Regions from separate parts of the Homo sapiens genome. Here region 1 is linked to region 2. The links are chromatin loops, found by intact Hi-C in ENCODE. Cell type or tissue: Caco-2. All regions are shown on one strand.

What was found. Hi-C counts contacts between places; a loop is a spot of excess contacts. Peaks named below come from ENCODE experiments on the same cell type or tissue, not always from the same donor. Only the 100,000 strongest peaks of a DNase experiment are listed, where the experiment ranks them.
Region 1: a loop joins it to region 2, with 7 times the contacts of the local background. A loop is called at or near these places in 2 of 110 quality-filtered maps.

The regions. Positions count from the first base shown.
Region 1 is chr5:169,263,040-169,271,039 of GRCh38, forward strand. All of the region lies in intron 1 of SLIT3 (slit guidance ligand 3), which reads right to left. MIR585 (microRNA 585) reads right to left here and starts at 655; the gene lies at 562-655. In Caco-2, a CTCF peak has its summit at 3,029 (motif pointing right); no DNase peak of the experiment used is centred here.
Region 2 is chr5:170,221,984-170,229,983 of GRCh38, forward strand. No RefSeq gene overlaps it. Among named protein-coding and RNA genes, the nearest start is that of C5orf58, 7.0 kb to the right of the region's middle. In Caco-2, a CTCF peak has its summit at 4,071 (motif pointing right); a DNase peak (open chromatin) is centred at 4,078; H3K27me3 peaks cover 328 bases.

The sequences.
Region 1 (8,000 bases), 960 kb before region 2:
TTATTAGAAGAGGAGACAGGGCTGAGCAAAGTGGCTCACACCTATAATCCCAGCACTTTGGGAGGCTGATGCAGAAGGATTACTTGAGGCCAGAAGGGAGTTTGAGACCAGCCTGGGCAACATAGCAAGACCCTATTTCTACAAAAGAGAAAACCAGCCAGGCATGGTGGTACTTGCCTATAGTCCCAGATACTCAGGAGGCTGAGGTGGCAGGATTGTTTAAGCCCAGGGGGGCAGAGGCTGCAGTGAGCTATGATTGCACTGCTCCAGCCAGAGTGACAGAGCAAGACCCTGTCTCTGAAAAATAATAAAAAGACGACGAGACAGACATGCAGGTATAGTGCCGTGTGACAACAGAGGCAGAGACTGGAGTGATGCAGTTACAAACCAAGGAATGCCAAGGGCTGCTGGCAAGCCCAGGAGCCAGGAAGGAGCAAGGAAGGGCCCTCCCCTGCAGATTTCAGAAGGAGCCTGGCCCTGATGACACCTCAATTTCAGATTGCGAGGCTCCAGAAGTCTGAAAGGATGATTGCTGTTGTAAGGCACCCAGTTTGTGGTACATTGTTACAGCAGCCCTAGCATACAGATACGCCCAACGTTCAGGCTTTCTCTGGGCGTATCTGTGTGCTAGGGCTGCCATAGCACAGACACCCCACACTCCCCCTGCAGCCTCCCCCAGCTGCTCCATCTCGTGCTGGCTTCTCCCTTCCCTGAACTTCTGAACTTCTGGATCATTTACCCTCTCTCTGCACAACTCATTTTGGTCTTTCATCACGTTGCCTTGCTGCTGCCTGTTTCCTGTGTGTCTGCCTTGTCTCCCAAAGGACCTTGAAGAGGATACTCCCCAACTTCCTCCAGACACCTTGGATGAAGGCCTCATGGAGACACTCAGAAAAATGTACACTAGGTTTCTCGGGGTGGAGAAACGGGGTTTTTTTTTTTTAAACATTTTACATTTTGCTTATCAGTATTATCAATGTTTTCTGGAGTAAACATGTATTATTCAATATACCTCCTACCTTCCAAAAAAAACCACTGAAAAAAGGAGTCCAGTTAACCTAAGACTCTCCCCATAGATAAAGTGACCATGCAGAGTTTAAGCCATTCAAGACTCTGGAATTTTAGCCATTTAGCCAAAGGAAGATGCTTTTTGGTTTTGGGGGTTGTTTTTTGAGACAGAGTCTCGCTCTGTCTCCCAGTCTGGAGTGTAGTGGTGCAATCTCGGCTCACTGCAACCTCCACCTCCTGGGTTCAAGGGATTCTCCTGCCTCAGCCTCCCGAGTAGCTGGGATTACATGCATGTACCACCATGCCTGGCTAATTTTAGTAGAGATAGGGTTTCACCATGTTGGCCAGGCTGGTCTCAAACTCCTGACCTCAAACCCACCTCAGCCTCTCAAAGTGCTGGAATTACAGGCGTGAGCCACCGTGCCTGGCCGGAAGATGCTTTTTGATGAGCCCAAGGGCAGACCTCTGAAACTGCTCACATCAGGCGGTCCTAATGGGTGTCTTCCTCTGTCTCCTCTCCCCAGTCCAAAGGACCTAATGCCACCCACCCAGCTACCCTGATGAAAGAGAGAAACAGCATGTGTTTGAAAACCATCAAATCACCTTCCTACCAGGTCAAGGAGAGCAGTGTTTCCCTTTGGGCCACCCTTATAGGGCTCCCATCTCATGCTTTACCTCTCCAGACTCACACCACAGGAGGCATTATTAACTATTCTGATTTTTGCACTTCGTTCTCATCTGTTACATAACCACATGCAAGTTTAAAAACATACACGCATTTGGGAAAGAAATGAGCTGAATTTGATTTTAAAAACTGGCTTCACACTACCTCAGTTGTTTGGGAACTAAGCCTCTCTGGGCTAAATTTTTGGCTTGGCAACACTCTCGCATATATAATTTTACACCTGCAAAAGCTTGCAGCCAGCCCTGTGCAGACAGCTACCTGCAGGGAGAAGAATGGGCCAAACAGAGGGGCAACCCGGGTGGTTGGATGTGGTCATGGTGAGGGCATGTAAAGAGGAGTATTGGGCATGGGGTCTCTTTTCCTTCATCCCTTGCACCAGGAGGACTCCCTGCCCCTGTTTTGCTCAGTTCAGCTCCATGCTCAAAAACAAACAAACAAACAAACAAACAAAACGTACAACTAGCTCTTTACTGGGAACAGCAGAGACGAACTTGCAAACTGGTAGCCCACCGGTGAGTTCTGGCCTGCAGACCTGCGTAGTCTGGTTCTCACTGTGATTTTCACATATGCAAATTAATTGCCAATTTGGGAGCATTTCAAATACAAATCTACAATTCTGGCTTGTCTCCAAAGGTCAGTCCATCAAATAACAATGGATTTTAGTGGCCATCATAAGCTGGTACTAAGAGGCAATTGCCCACTTTGCATAAGGTACATGCCTGCAATTCACCAGTCCACCTGATCCAATTCCCTCACTCAAGTTACCTGCTTAATCTTTTTTCGCATCAGAGTTTGAGATCCCTGCTGCCAAACATAGCGCTTAAGGTGGCAGGCCCTAGAATCAGATAGCCTGGGCTCAAATCTTAGCAAATAGAGCATGATTTTAGGCAGGTTATTTAACTCATCCCTAAGCTTCTGTTTCTCCATCTTAAATGGCCATAATCACAGTACCTACCTCCTAGGATACTGCAAGAATTAAATGAGATGATACGTATAAAGTGATTCTAGCCCAGGGCTGGTCATGCAGTAAGTACTCAAGAAGTAACCATCAATTGGCTGATTATTATTCAGGCAAAATGTGAGCACAAGTAAGATGATGATGTTGGCAGGACCTCCGTGCTTCTAACACAAAGGTGCACCTGGTCAAATCCACAGCTCCACCCCAAATCTCCTTCATCCACTTCAGGCACATCAAAGCATCTGCAGAGACAGTGCTTCCTTCCTGTCACACAGAGGACAACCCAGCCAACACACTCAGAAATAAAAAATTCTTCCTAAATTCTTCCTGTAATGACTTAAGGCAACGTATTCTTTTCTCAGCACTAACCTCCAGGTGGCGACTATCAGTCCAAAAGTTTCACCTTTTATTTCCCTTATCATGCCCAGAAATCTCAAACCCTTCCAAACTCCTTGCAAGGCCTGTTCTCAAAACACTTCCCTGCACTGCATAGGAGAGCACATGATAAAATGGCTCCTCCAATCACCGGGAGGCAGGAAACAAATCCTAGAAGAGACTGGGGCCAACCTTTGGAAATGTGGCAAGAAATGTAGGGAATACGGTATGGCAAGGATAGTGCTCTGTGTTCACCAAACTGTTCCATTTTCCTCCTAGGCAAACAACAAGATTAAATTTCCTGTGCCCTTTGAATCTAAGTGGGACCATGTGGCTGATTTCTGAAGAAAAGGAATGTGGGTGGAAATAATACGTGCCATTTCCAGGCAAGGCTATAAAACATCCTGCAAGCATGACACTCTCCTTCCCTTTCTTGTCTTCATGGCATGTAGAGATCATGTGTCATAAATGGAGGGGTCCCCCAGAGGAAAGCAGCCTGGGTTCCTAAGTGACAATATGGATCATAAGCCACCTACCACCACCCAGACCAGCTCTACTGGACTGGGTGGGTGGGAGGAAGAGGAAGAAATACAGCTTTATATTGTTTTGTTACTGATATATCTGGGCTTATTTGTTGCTGCAGCTTAGCCTTGTCTATGCTAACTGATACACCTAGCAATACGGCATAGTAGGAAAGAATGGCCCAAGTTAAGCATCCATGATCTTCATCCATGATAATCCAGAGCATGACTTTGTAAAATTTTCCTTCCTCATCTTTAAAAGGAGGAAAATAAACTGATCCCCTAGGGTCACAATAATTCTCACTGGCTTTGGATCCTAACACATATTACCTTAAGCAATGTTTTTAAGAAGGCCACTTAACTCCGGTCAATAGAGGTACAAATGCTGCACCCAACCAACATTAAGGTCCAAATAACTTTCTGCTATTTACTATGCAGGAGCCAATCTACAATGAGTGTTTACCATGTGCCAAGGACTATGCTAAACACTTCACATTTGGGGCCTTTTTTAATCCTCACAACCAGCCTATGAGGTTGATGCTACTTATTAGTCCCATTTTATGATTGAACAAATAGAGGCACAGGGAGATTAAGACACCTGTCTATGGTCACAAGCTGAGAAGTACCAAATGAACAAGGATTAGTGGCTGAAAATTTAGCAATCAACTTGCAGCAAGTAAATATAGAGTCCTAAAGGGTGAAAGAGAAATTGAAATGACCTGGTCAGAGAATTTTAGTAACATACTCAAAAAGTTTAGCTAAACTAATAAGCTCCAACTTACTGGGCTCCAGGGCCATATCTGATTTATGTTTGAATCCCTAAGGCTCAGCACAATACCTGGCACATGAAAGGCACAAATCAATATCTGTTGAATGACTGATGTTAACTTGAGCTCTTTATTGACAGTTTTAACTGAGTTACATTTGCCCTTAATTGACAATGGCTTGAGATCTAAAGTTGATGTACTTCACTTATACCAGTAAATCTGGGTATCAGTTAGAATTGGAATGACCATATGATTATCCAAACTTGAATACTTTTGTGAGTTAAAGGGGAAGTCATTAATAATTATACCACAGAAACAGGCAAAGATCAGATCAACACAAATGGTCATTCCCAGCTTGAGCCACAAAATATCGGCAACAGGAGTGGGTGACAATGGAAATACTCATATGGGGCCTGGTTGCCCACCATGTCTTTGTTCTTAAGGAGACCTTCTTCCTGTCCACTTGGGCTGAAGACCACTTCTAAGTCTATGGCTATTTGCAGGACACATCTTGGTTAAGTGTCATTTTCTGAATGGTGCCCACCTCCCAAGTCCAACCAGTCACAGAGCACATACACTATTAACTTTTAACATAGGTGCAGTAATCACTTTAAGAAAACGAAGGAACAGCCCAAGGAATGCAATGATTGCTGCAGGAATATAAACATGGACTGCATTGGAACAGGCTACATACTTTGTATAAACACTAATAAAGTGAGTTCAGGCTGAGCTGTGACTTTAAAGGAAATTCTTCCCCATAAACATGTCCTGCCATGCCCTAATAACTCTTTAATTTGATGCACATTTGGGAAGGATGATGCGAAGTAATCACAGAATAACGTTAAGGTCTGTTGCGAAGGAGGAGTGGCGGAGGGGGGAATGTGATGCAACTTGGTGCTAACACCATGCACCAGAGAGTTAGCTTCATTGCTCATTTCACACATGGAGGGAATTTGCCGAGTGACACGCAGGAAATCAGAGACAGGTCTCTGCAGGTTCGACCCAAGGAAATTCTGAATGTCATCTGATGGCACCACATAAGACTCCCAGTCATTTTCCTGCCTGTCTTTCCTTGCTGGAGACAGCAGAAGTGGCCCTCACTTGCAGGCGGAACTCTCCAATTTCCAGATCAAGGCTCTTCCAATTTGAATGAGATATAAACTCCTTGAAAGCAGAGAACCTTTCTTACACATCTGGGCATCACCCACAGAGCAGACACAGCCCCCATATCCATGAGAGAAGGCAACAGGGCACGGAGTTGAGGAACACTGGACAGCAGCTGTAGCATCAGGCCTCCAGTCCCAGTTTCATTACTACTCGTGTGTTTTGGGCAAACCACCCTTATCTGCAAAATGGGTTAGCAGCACTTGCAGAACCTCAGAGGGTTTTTGAGATGCTCAAGTGAGCCAATGCAAGACAAAGCATTTTATAAATTTTTTAAAAAGTTGTACTGCTGGAAAACTATAAAAATAACAATTAATAATGGTTTTCCCACGTATTGATTTATCATGTCATATCAGGCACTGTTCATCTCCCCTGAAATATTACAGGAATCCTATAAGGGGGACACTCTTATTATCACCATCATCGTATGTTATTATGAAAGCCAAAAATAGTATTTATGGGAAAGTGAGGTCCAGAGAGGTTAAATAACTTGCCCCAATTCACACATCTTCAAAGTATTATCCACGGAGTAATGATTCTGGAGGACAGGCCTGGATGGTCTGAGCTCCCTGCTCTTTGCTCTAAACTCTCAGGGACTTGAAGGTGCCCAGCTTGTCTCCTTTATTAGCCTGTAAGCAATAAGGGCAAGGGCTGTGGGGGTTCACCTTCATGTCTCCAGGACCCAGGGAAGAACTAGGGAGGTAAACCCTTTGGATCCAATGACTGCAGGTCCTCCCTCTCCTTAACCACTCTGACTTATATACCAACTCTTGTTGACTCCACGCAACCGGCCTTGGCCCAAGACACAGCTGATGCTGTCTTTGGCCAGGTGCTTAGCACTGGGCTCCTCCACTCTCTATGGTTCTCCACCTTTACTGACATGAGAGGCCTCAAACTAATGCCCCAGCTGCCTAGAAATGTGTCCCCAAACAGCCAGGCAGATCCTCTGCACTCACCAGGCTCATTCCAAGCCCCATGACTTTGCTCAGGCAACTCTCCCATCTGTAATACCCTCTCCCATGGATCAAAATGAACTGCAGCTGTCAGGAAGCTTGGCTGAGGAATGGGGACCTACTTCAGTAGAGTGATGAAGATTTGGAAAGGAAGAGAATGCAGTCTGACAGTGGGACCAGAGTGGGACCACCAACCCCATTCAGGCAGAAGCCACTTCTCCCATGTGGCACTGATAAAATGCCAAGGGGCAGGAATTAGGGAGGGAGAAGGGCCCAACTGCCTCTCCAACCAAAACTTCATGTCCACTCCCAACGAAGACAAACATCCTTTCATCATCCATGAAACCATATCTTGCTTATTATGACAATTTTTAAAACTTCTGATTATTCCTTTGAGAATCCAATTTGTTTCCTTTGCAAGGAGGAAACAATTCTCTTCTCAGTTTGGGAGGTGGGGACATTCCATTTATCTTAAGGGGAGGGAAATCTGTTTCCTATTACAAATCACGTTCTGTAGGTCTGTTTGTGAAAAATAGATCTCTACACTTTACATAAAAATGAAAATTCTCTTTACTCTTACAAACATCCATGAAGACCCACAAGAGGGAGGCTCCCGCCCTCTCCTCAGCCATTGCCACAAAGATTGGATTCTCATCCCTTGCTCAGAAAAATTTTTACTCTTTCCTCAAAAAGCAGCAGTGTCCCCAAGTCATCCAGCACACCTGAAAGAGTATACAGTAATTCATTCAATCAGCGTTTATGAATGGCAACTTAGTGCCAGGACCGAGTCTAATCCTAAGAAGGCACAGATTAAAATAAATACATCACGCTCCATATCCCCGCACACCAAGACAGGGGTCAGCAAACTACAGCCCACAGGCCCGATCCGGCCCACTGCCTGTTTTCATATGGATTGGGAGCCAAGAATGGTTTTTATATTTTTAAATGGTTGGAAAAAATCAAAAGGATAATATTTCATGACACATAAAAATTATATGAAATTCAAATTTCAGTATCCATAAATACAGTTTTCTTGGAACCAAGCCGCACTGATCCGTTTATACATTGTCTATGGCTGCCTTCACGCGACAGGGGCAGAGTTGTGTAGCTGCCACTGAGACTGAGAGACCCAGAGCCTAAATATACATGTATGACATGGCTGTCTGCTGACCCTGATCTAGGCGCTTATATAGTCTAGGAGGGTCGAAAACAAGAAAGCGGCAGTCAAAAAAATAAGAATAACAAGCACAACAATAGTATGGTGGATGAAACATAATGGTTAAAAGTGTGGGTTCTCACTCTGCATCAGACTGAAGCTTATTCTGCACTTGGGGGACAGAAGTAGCAACATGACTCTGGGGAAGTTATTTTAACTCTCTGTGCCTCTATTTCCTTATCTGTAGTATGTGGATAATCTATAAAATGGGTGTCCTCTTCCTTAGGTTGGGTTAAGAACTAGGCAAGGTTATACATGTCAAACGGCTAGGACAATGCCTAGCTCATAAGTGCTCCATCTCTTTGCTCTTATTGTTGCCAGTATTGCTGCTCACACAACTCCAGGGGGCATCG
Region 2 (8,000 bases):
TTAAAACTAAAAAAATTAGCTGGGCTTGGTGGTGCGCACCTGTGGTCCCAGTTACTCGGGAGGCTGAGGTGGGAGGATCACTTGAACCCAGGAGGCTGAGACTTCAGTGGGCCATGATGACTCCACTGCACTCCAGTCTGGGTGTGAGTGAGACCCCATCGCAAAAATATATAATAATAATAATAATAATAATAATAATAAATTGACTATGATAAAATATAAGCCTGGAAATGTTAAGAGGGTGCTTGTGACCCAACAAGGATGGGGCCTGGCCTTGGTGGAGGAATGGCCCTTGGGGGACTTGCAATACTGTGGCGGGCTCCTGGCATTTGCTGGCTTTGTGCTGGCTTTGACTATGGGAAAGCACCCCAAAGGTTAATGAGTGGCCTGGCCAGTTGGCACCTGGCTGACGTGAGAATTTGAATCCTGCTGCCCTTGGGATGGGGGAAGGGAGGGAGCCCCACCACTGCCCACTCTCCCATTTCACCCCCACTTGACCCTGCAGCACCTATGGAGCCACTAGGGAAATCAACATCCTGTTAGTTTGTGACAAGTGGGCCTAGGATAATGGAAAAGAACAGGCAGCAGTTAATACATGACATGAGGGTTTGCCCAGAGAGCTCATGGCTTTGGAAGAAAATAAGAGTTGAGAGACAGCCAGGATATCTATCTTTACATTGTGAATTTAGTAATTCATGAAGATCTTAAGACGCATTTCTCTAAAATGCTTTTTCCAGTGATCATTATAATTGTTTTGTGGTTGGGAATTGAGGGAGCAAGGGAATTTCAGGGGGAAAATAATCTAAGCAAAACTTTCAGCATGTATTTCTTGAGTTCCTTCCGAATACAATGTATTGATTTGAAGGAATTAATTCACAGTTGTGCAATCATAATATGACAAACTATGTTCATAAACAACATAGTACATATAATGGTTAAAAGCCACAGGTTTGGGATCAGACTTGCATCTGAAGCCAGTACTGCAATAGCCAGCTGTGTGATCTTCAGCCACTTGCTCGAGCTTATAGAAATAGGCAGTGCAGCTGGGATTTGAACCCATGCGTATATTATCCCAGAGGCCTGGATCCCTAAGTCAAACAGTTTTGGAATGGAAAGATTTGTGGCTTTCTGGGGTGTCCACAGTCTCCTCTCCTCCATCTATGTGATCTGTCTTGCACCAACTGCAGTTCTAGCCGGAGAGTGTTCTGCCTGCTGTCTCGTGCACCTGAGAACCTAGGCTTAGGGACACTTTTTGTGTTTAGGCTCTCCCATCTGTCTCCATTTCTAATTTTGTCAGAGCCATGAATTAAGCTGGAAACAGATCCAATTTATTAGTTCCATTCCTGCTCCATGATTGTGCCCAGAGGCTCGTAGACACACACTGTAAATCACAAAGAATAATAATAATAATAATAATAATAAAGAGCTCTCTGTTGAAAGCTGCCTTAGGGGACATCTGTCAGCTTGTTGAGGACCCCCAGAGAGCCAACTTCCTCTTTCCTCCTTCCAGAATAAACCACAAGAAGAGGAGTCAGTAAGTGAGGGAAACTTTAAGGTCAAGTGGAGACAAATTCCCAGCCCCATCCACTTTCTTGGCTAGCCATAAGCATTCTTATCCTTCTTTTCTACAAAAACAGGAAATTTATATATTAATGTGCCAAGCCCTTTGCACAGATCAAATGCAATCCTCCCAACAGCCCTATTAACTAAATACAGCTACTCAAATTATCCTCATTTTATGCATGAGGACACTGAAGAGTTACAGAGGATAAGTAACTCGAGGATGCACACCTCATTAATTGAGGAGCTAGGATTTAGATCCAGAGCCTCATGATTCTAAAGCCTGTTTTTTGTTTGTTTGTTTGTTTGTTTTGTTTTGGCCACACTAGGTTTCTAGAAACTTCCAGTTCCTTCTTAAAAGTCCTTTTTGGGCATTCCGGCCTAAATCCCAAAACTGTGGTCTGGGTACAAGAGAGAATTAGGCCAGTGAGAAAAATTTAAACCACCCTGCCCTCTAAATGTCTGTCTTCTTTCGGAGACTGGTGAAAGTTTCTCAATCACTCAGCAAGTAATCTCATTGTGAGCCAGGCACGGAACTAAGCACTTGCAGAACAGAGGCAAACTAGACACAACTGCAGGCCTCAACAAGCTCGGTCTAGTGGGAGAGGCAGATTGGAAAACAAACATGGCAAACCATTCGAGGTAGTCTCAAGAATGGAGGGGATAGATAACAAGATGTAGGGAGAGGAGTTTCTAAGCAAATGTCCTATGCAACCCTAGAAACAATATGGAGGAATAGAAGGCTGTGAGAGGAAAATAAGATCTCAGGGCCCCAAATTCACTGTGCCAAAGGGAAAGGGCTCATCCTGGAATCTGAGTCATGAACAAAACAAAAACAAAAACAAAAAACAAAAGCAAAAACAAAAAACAAAAAGACCTGCCTTTGCTTTTGTTTCTAAACTGATAGCTACAGATAGAAGGTTGCATGTCTCCACAGAAGGCCTTCCTCACCCTGACAATGTAAATCAACAGCTTATCTTCATGGGTATGGGACAAGAGGAGACTAGAAATTGTCCCCACTCCCCATCCCAAGACAAATGTGCATTTGATTGACTGCTTCCTCTACTCCATGTTTACTTTATCTTATGTAAAGTGCAGATTTACTGAGCATGAGACAAACATATAATTGACTATTTCCTCTACCCCCTCCTTTTCACTACAACGTGTGGAATGTGACCATATCCTCCCTTTATTTTCTCTTTCCCCTTTCTCATCCTACCCATTTTCCCCTTTAAATATCAAAGCCCTCAAAATTCTCTTTGGAAGAAATAGGGCCACAGATCCGACTGTGGCTTGTGTCTCTTTTTCCCCATTGTGTTCTCAACCTTGGCAAAATAAACCTCTGAACTGATTGAGATCTGTCTCAGATACTTTTTGGTTTATAAGGCATAAGGCCCAGCCATTTCCCAGCTGAGTAATCTGGAGTCCAACCCTGAGTCTTTCTGAGTCTCAATTTCCTCAGGCATACAATGGGAATATGAATTGTTTCCAAGGCTCTCACAATTAAATGAGATCATATAGGCCATGCTTAGCATCCCATTCTTCCATCACCAGGTGTCACCTATCACGGAGTCTGTGCTGATTCTACTTCTAAACATTTCTGTAATGTCATTTCCATCTCTTCTGCCAACATGTTAAACAAGGCCCCATCATCTTCCCCATGGATGACTGCAATACACTCCCAACTGGACTTCTCATATCTATTCTTTCCTCCTGTCCAATCTGTTCTCCATTGTGAAGCCAGGATCACCTTTTTAAACTCCAATTATGAGCATACCACCCACTACCTCCCATTCGTCACCTGCTTAACACCCTTCAGTGGCTTCCTACAGGCATCAGGAGAGAGAATGTAACCCTCTGCATAGCATGGTTGGCCCCTGCTCCCTCTCCAGCCTCATCTCACCCTGGGTTCCCCCTCACTCCCTGCATCCCCGCCTTGCTGACATTCTTTCAAGCTCTCCCATCTGCCAGGATGCCTCCTGACATGAGGGCCTGAAATATGCTGTTCCCTCTGCCTATCATGCTCGTTTCTCCTTCTCATCTCAGCCCAAATGTTCCCTTTCCAGGGAAGCCCTCCCTGAAAGCTGCCCCAGCCGTGTCACCGTCCCCACTGGGACATCCTTCCTTCCTTGATAGCTTCTAATTGAATCCTCACTTAATATGCATTTGTGTGATGTGTGGATTCCAGTCTGTCTCCTTCACCAGACCATGAGCTCCATGGCTCACCCCTACATGCCTCAAACTTAGCATGGTGTCTGATACACAACAGATGCTCAAGAAAGGTTTGTTGTATGAATATTAAATGCATGGCACTTGGGAAGTTTATAAAATTGTGACTTCCTTTTCCCTTGTCTAGGGCTTCTTATATATGAAAGTTAAAAAAAAGTGTGTTTTTGTTTGGTGGTTGTTTTAATGAAACATTATTTGTCAAAGTCTCCAACAGTGCAGATCCCTAAGATTTCCCTTTCTGCAAAAGATGGCCAGCAGAGGGCCCCATAGGAGCAATTACTGAAGTCAGGTCAGCGAAAACAGCAGCTGCTGAAAGATAGCCGATCCTGTGCCCAAATCTCTGGCAGTCCTTGAGCAGCTTGGAGAGAACATCACCATCATGGAACCCTGGCCCACTATGTCCAAAAACTGTTTGATCTGGCCTCAAGAAACAGGAGTTCATAAGGCAGGAGATCAGAGCCCTGCGTAGACGGTTTTAATGCAAATCCCTGCTTGTTTCTTGAGTTGCCAGTTTCACGCTTAAGAATTTGTAGTCAAGAGCTCGCACAGTTGGGTAGAATCACGCATGAGTGTTAGGGGAGATTTGCTTTCTTTGGGGGCCACTTTTCGTTTTCCAGTCAGTAGTTTTATTTCCATTTTAATTTTCCGAGCATCTGGCCCCCAGCAACAGCCTGTGGTTTGGAATTCATGGCTCTGTTGTGTGTTTACGCACTACACTTGCTTGTAATTGACAAATTTAAATTCTGGTCATATTTCATTTATTACCCAGACCCAGGGAAAAATCCTAGGCGAAAACCTAATTACAGCAAAAGTGCCACAAGGTAATTGCTGTGAAAGAACTCCTGCAGCAGCAGGGCTGAATATTTCATCCACCCATAAAATGATTATGCTGACAAGATTCTGAAAAATAATAAAATCTGTTTAATAAAAAAGAAGCAAAATATCAGTGTTTTTACACACAAAGTATTAAAACATTCTTCATTTTGGACAGATCCTAAGTCATTTGATTTTTATTCAAATGATGATCCACAGCTGAGATAGTTCTTTTATCAGAAACCGGGGTTGGGTAATCCCTCCCACATGAGGCTGTGTGGAAGCTTCCAGGCCTGCAATGGCCTTCTGGAACAGTACTGAATCGGCTTGCCACTGCTCTATTGGATCTCTGGTCTGTGCCACAGAATCAGAAAGCAGATGGAATGAAAGGAGAATGCCTTTAGTTTAGACTGCTGTCACTCCCCCACATTCTCCCTGGCCACCATGGGGGCTGTCTGTCCTTCTCTCAGAGGACCTAGAAGGCATGCAGGTGTGACTTCTGCCCTCAGAGCTTTGTTGAGTCCATCAGGGCATCTGGGGGTAATTTGCATCTGGGTGTCTCCAACTGTCCAGGATACCACTATAGCAGGGACCACTGCATTCATTCAGCTACTGAACAAGGTTGTATGGAGCATTTACCATGTGCCAGGAATTGTGTTAGACACAGCGTTGATAACAGTGAACTAGACCCTTGGTTCCTGCCCTTGACAGGAACTATATTACAGTGAAAGAGACAGGTCAAAACCAAAACAAAAAGTAAACAGAAACATAAATAAAGCATAACAAATTATATCAAGTACTGCATGGAAACACAGAAGGGGCTGGGAGAGAGGATGGGGCGATATCAGAGTAAGGCCTCTCTGAACCCTAAAGCAAAACAAGGAGCCAACATGGCAAGCTCAGAAGGAAACAGGTTCCAAACAACCGCTGGCCTGTGCCAGGCCTGAGAGGAGAGTGAGGGGAAGGGAGACTGGAGCTGTGGGGCCTTACGGACCAGGGTCAGGAGTGTAGTGTTTATTCCATTAAGGGAAACCCCTGGGAGGCTTTAAAGCAGGGGAAAGACACAATTCCATTTACATTTTAAAAAGCTCATCCCACTAGAGGCTGGAGCATATACAGTGGCTCTTAGGGACAAAGATGGTAGGTGGTGGGAGCAGACAGGAAGGACATTATTGTAACACAGGGCAGGACCAGGGCAGTGGGAGTAGAGGCAGGAGTACAGGGGGTTTTTGAGTATGGAAATTTACATATAAAAACATAAATATTTTACAAATCATCTAACATCTCAGATGTTAGCATTAGACTTTCCATTATGGTTGCAAGTGAAACTAGAGATCAAAAAATAAAATACAGCCAGGTGTGGTGGCTCACGCCTGTAATCCTAGCACTTTGGGAGGCTGAGGCAGGAGAATCACCTGAGGTCAGGAGTTTGAGACCAGCCTGGCCAACATGGTGAAACCCTGTCTCTACTAAAAATACAAAACTTAGGTGGGCGTGGTGGAGCATGCCTGTAATGCCAGCTACTCAGGAGGCTGAGGCAGAATTGCTTGAACACAGGAGGCTGAGGTTGCAGTGAGCCGAGATTGCACCACTGCACGCCAGCCTGGGCAACAGAGCAAGACTCTGTCTCAAATAAATAAATAAATAAATATAAAAATAAAACAAATTACTAGGAAATAGAAGAAACAAAGACCTAAATTAGAAAGAACTTGAAGCTGGGATGCCCATCTCCTTCTTCTCACTTTAGAGAATATAGACATTGAGTCTTCGTATCCTCGTAAGCTGCCAGCCAGTGTTTCTCAAACATGATCCAAAGACTTCCTAGGTTAAAATAGAAGGAGTCGGGAGGGCAGGGGATTACAAATGCAGATTCAGGGAGCCTCACCTTAGATTCACTAAAGCTGAGTCTTTGAGGTGGGCCCCAGAATCTGCATTTTCACAAGCTCCCTAAGTTGTGCACTGCAGAGTCTGAGACGCTGTGCTTTAAAGTGATTGATGTATCATGCTGAGAAATCACCTGACAGGGGTTAAAATTATGACTAGGCTAAATAAATAATCACGAAGAAATAAATCTCATTATCATTAATGTTAATAATCCTTGTAAACATTTTCGTAGATACGCTTCCAAATTTGCTCTTATGCACATATGCATTCTTTTTTTTCATAACAAAACGTGAGTACACCCTTATATTCTATAGGAATTGACTTCATGAACACAATACGTCTTTTGATAAAGACGCTCATTCTTCATTGCCTGGATGCTGATGAGGGCACAGTGTGGGGGTGTGGGGCAATGCCCAGAGGGAAATGACATCCACCAGGATCTATGTCTTTAATAATCAGAGGAGGTATTGTGGGGGAATGGATGCCTGACATGAGAGAATTAGAAACATATTTTATTTTGGAACAGACAGGTATTCTCTGATTGGTGGATCTCTGGAAATTAACACAAATTGTGTCATGAATATGCCTTGCCGGATGAAGGCATCTTCTAAAAAGCCAAGCACAAAGAGTTTTCAGACAAAAAGGCATAGCAAGCAACTGTCAAAACACAGTGCCATGTTGAATATTGTCAGCTTCCTTCCATCTGCTGTCTCAAAAACCTAGCTTCTCTCTTGCATTCCAGGGATGCTGACGGAGGAGGAGAGCCAGATTCTGGCACAGTAAGTTTATCTGTTTTATTATTTTGGACATCACGGTGGAAAACTTCAACATTCTCTTGGCTTTCGTATCTACTGAATCTACAAGGTTTCACACTGTTTGCTTTTCTTTCTTCAGGGTTGAAGTGTTTTGGGTAGAGAGTTGCCAGATTATCAAATAAAAATACAGGATTTCCCATTAAATTTGAATCTCAGATCAACAACGAATACATTTTGAGTATAAGTGGGGGCCATATAACATTCAGGACATACTTATACTAAAAAAAAAATCTGTTGTTTCTCTGGAACTCAAATTTAACTGGGTGTCCTATATTACATCTCATGACCCTGTTCAGAGGGAAATATTGATACAGAACTGTAATTTCTTAATTAGAAGTGAAAATGCTTCAGTTAACGTAGGAGCAATATGGATGTTCATTAATAACATCCTTCTATATTTCAGAAGTGTTTCTCCTAAAGAAAAAAAAATGACTCTGGATAATGTAACATCAGCTACTCGAAGAAGACAGTGGGCAGACACTGAAGCTTTTAGTTCACACCAGGGTAGCAGAAGTCAGCTTGCTTCTTGCTTCCTTTAAGTGATTGGCTTTGGTGAACGCAATAGTTGTTCGGGTACACAGGAATCTGCTTAATCTTTCAAATGCTGGTCATGCTCCCCAGGTAATGATCCAACACATGCTTATGTTGCTGCCTCCCAAATTAGTGCACACAGGGTTGTACAAAGTCAGGTTCAGGAGG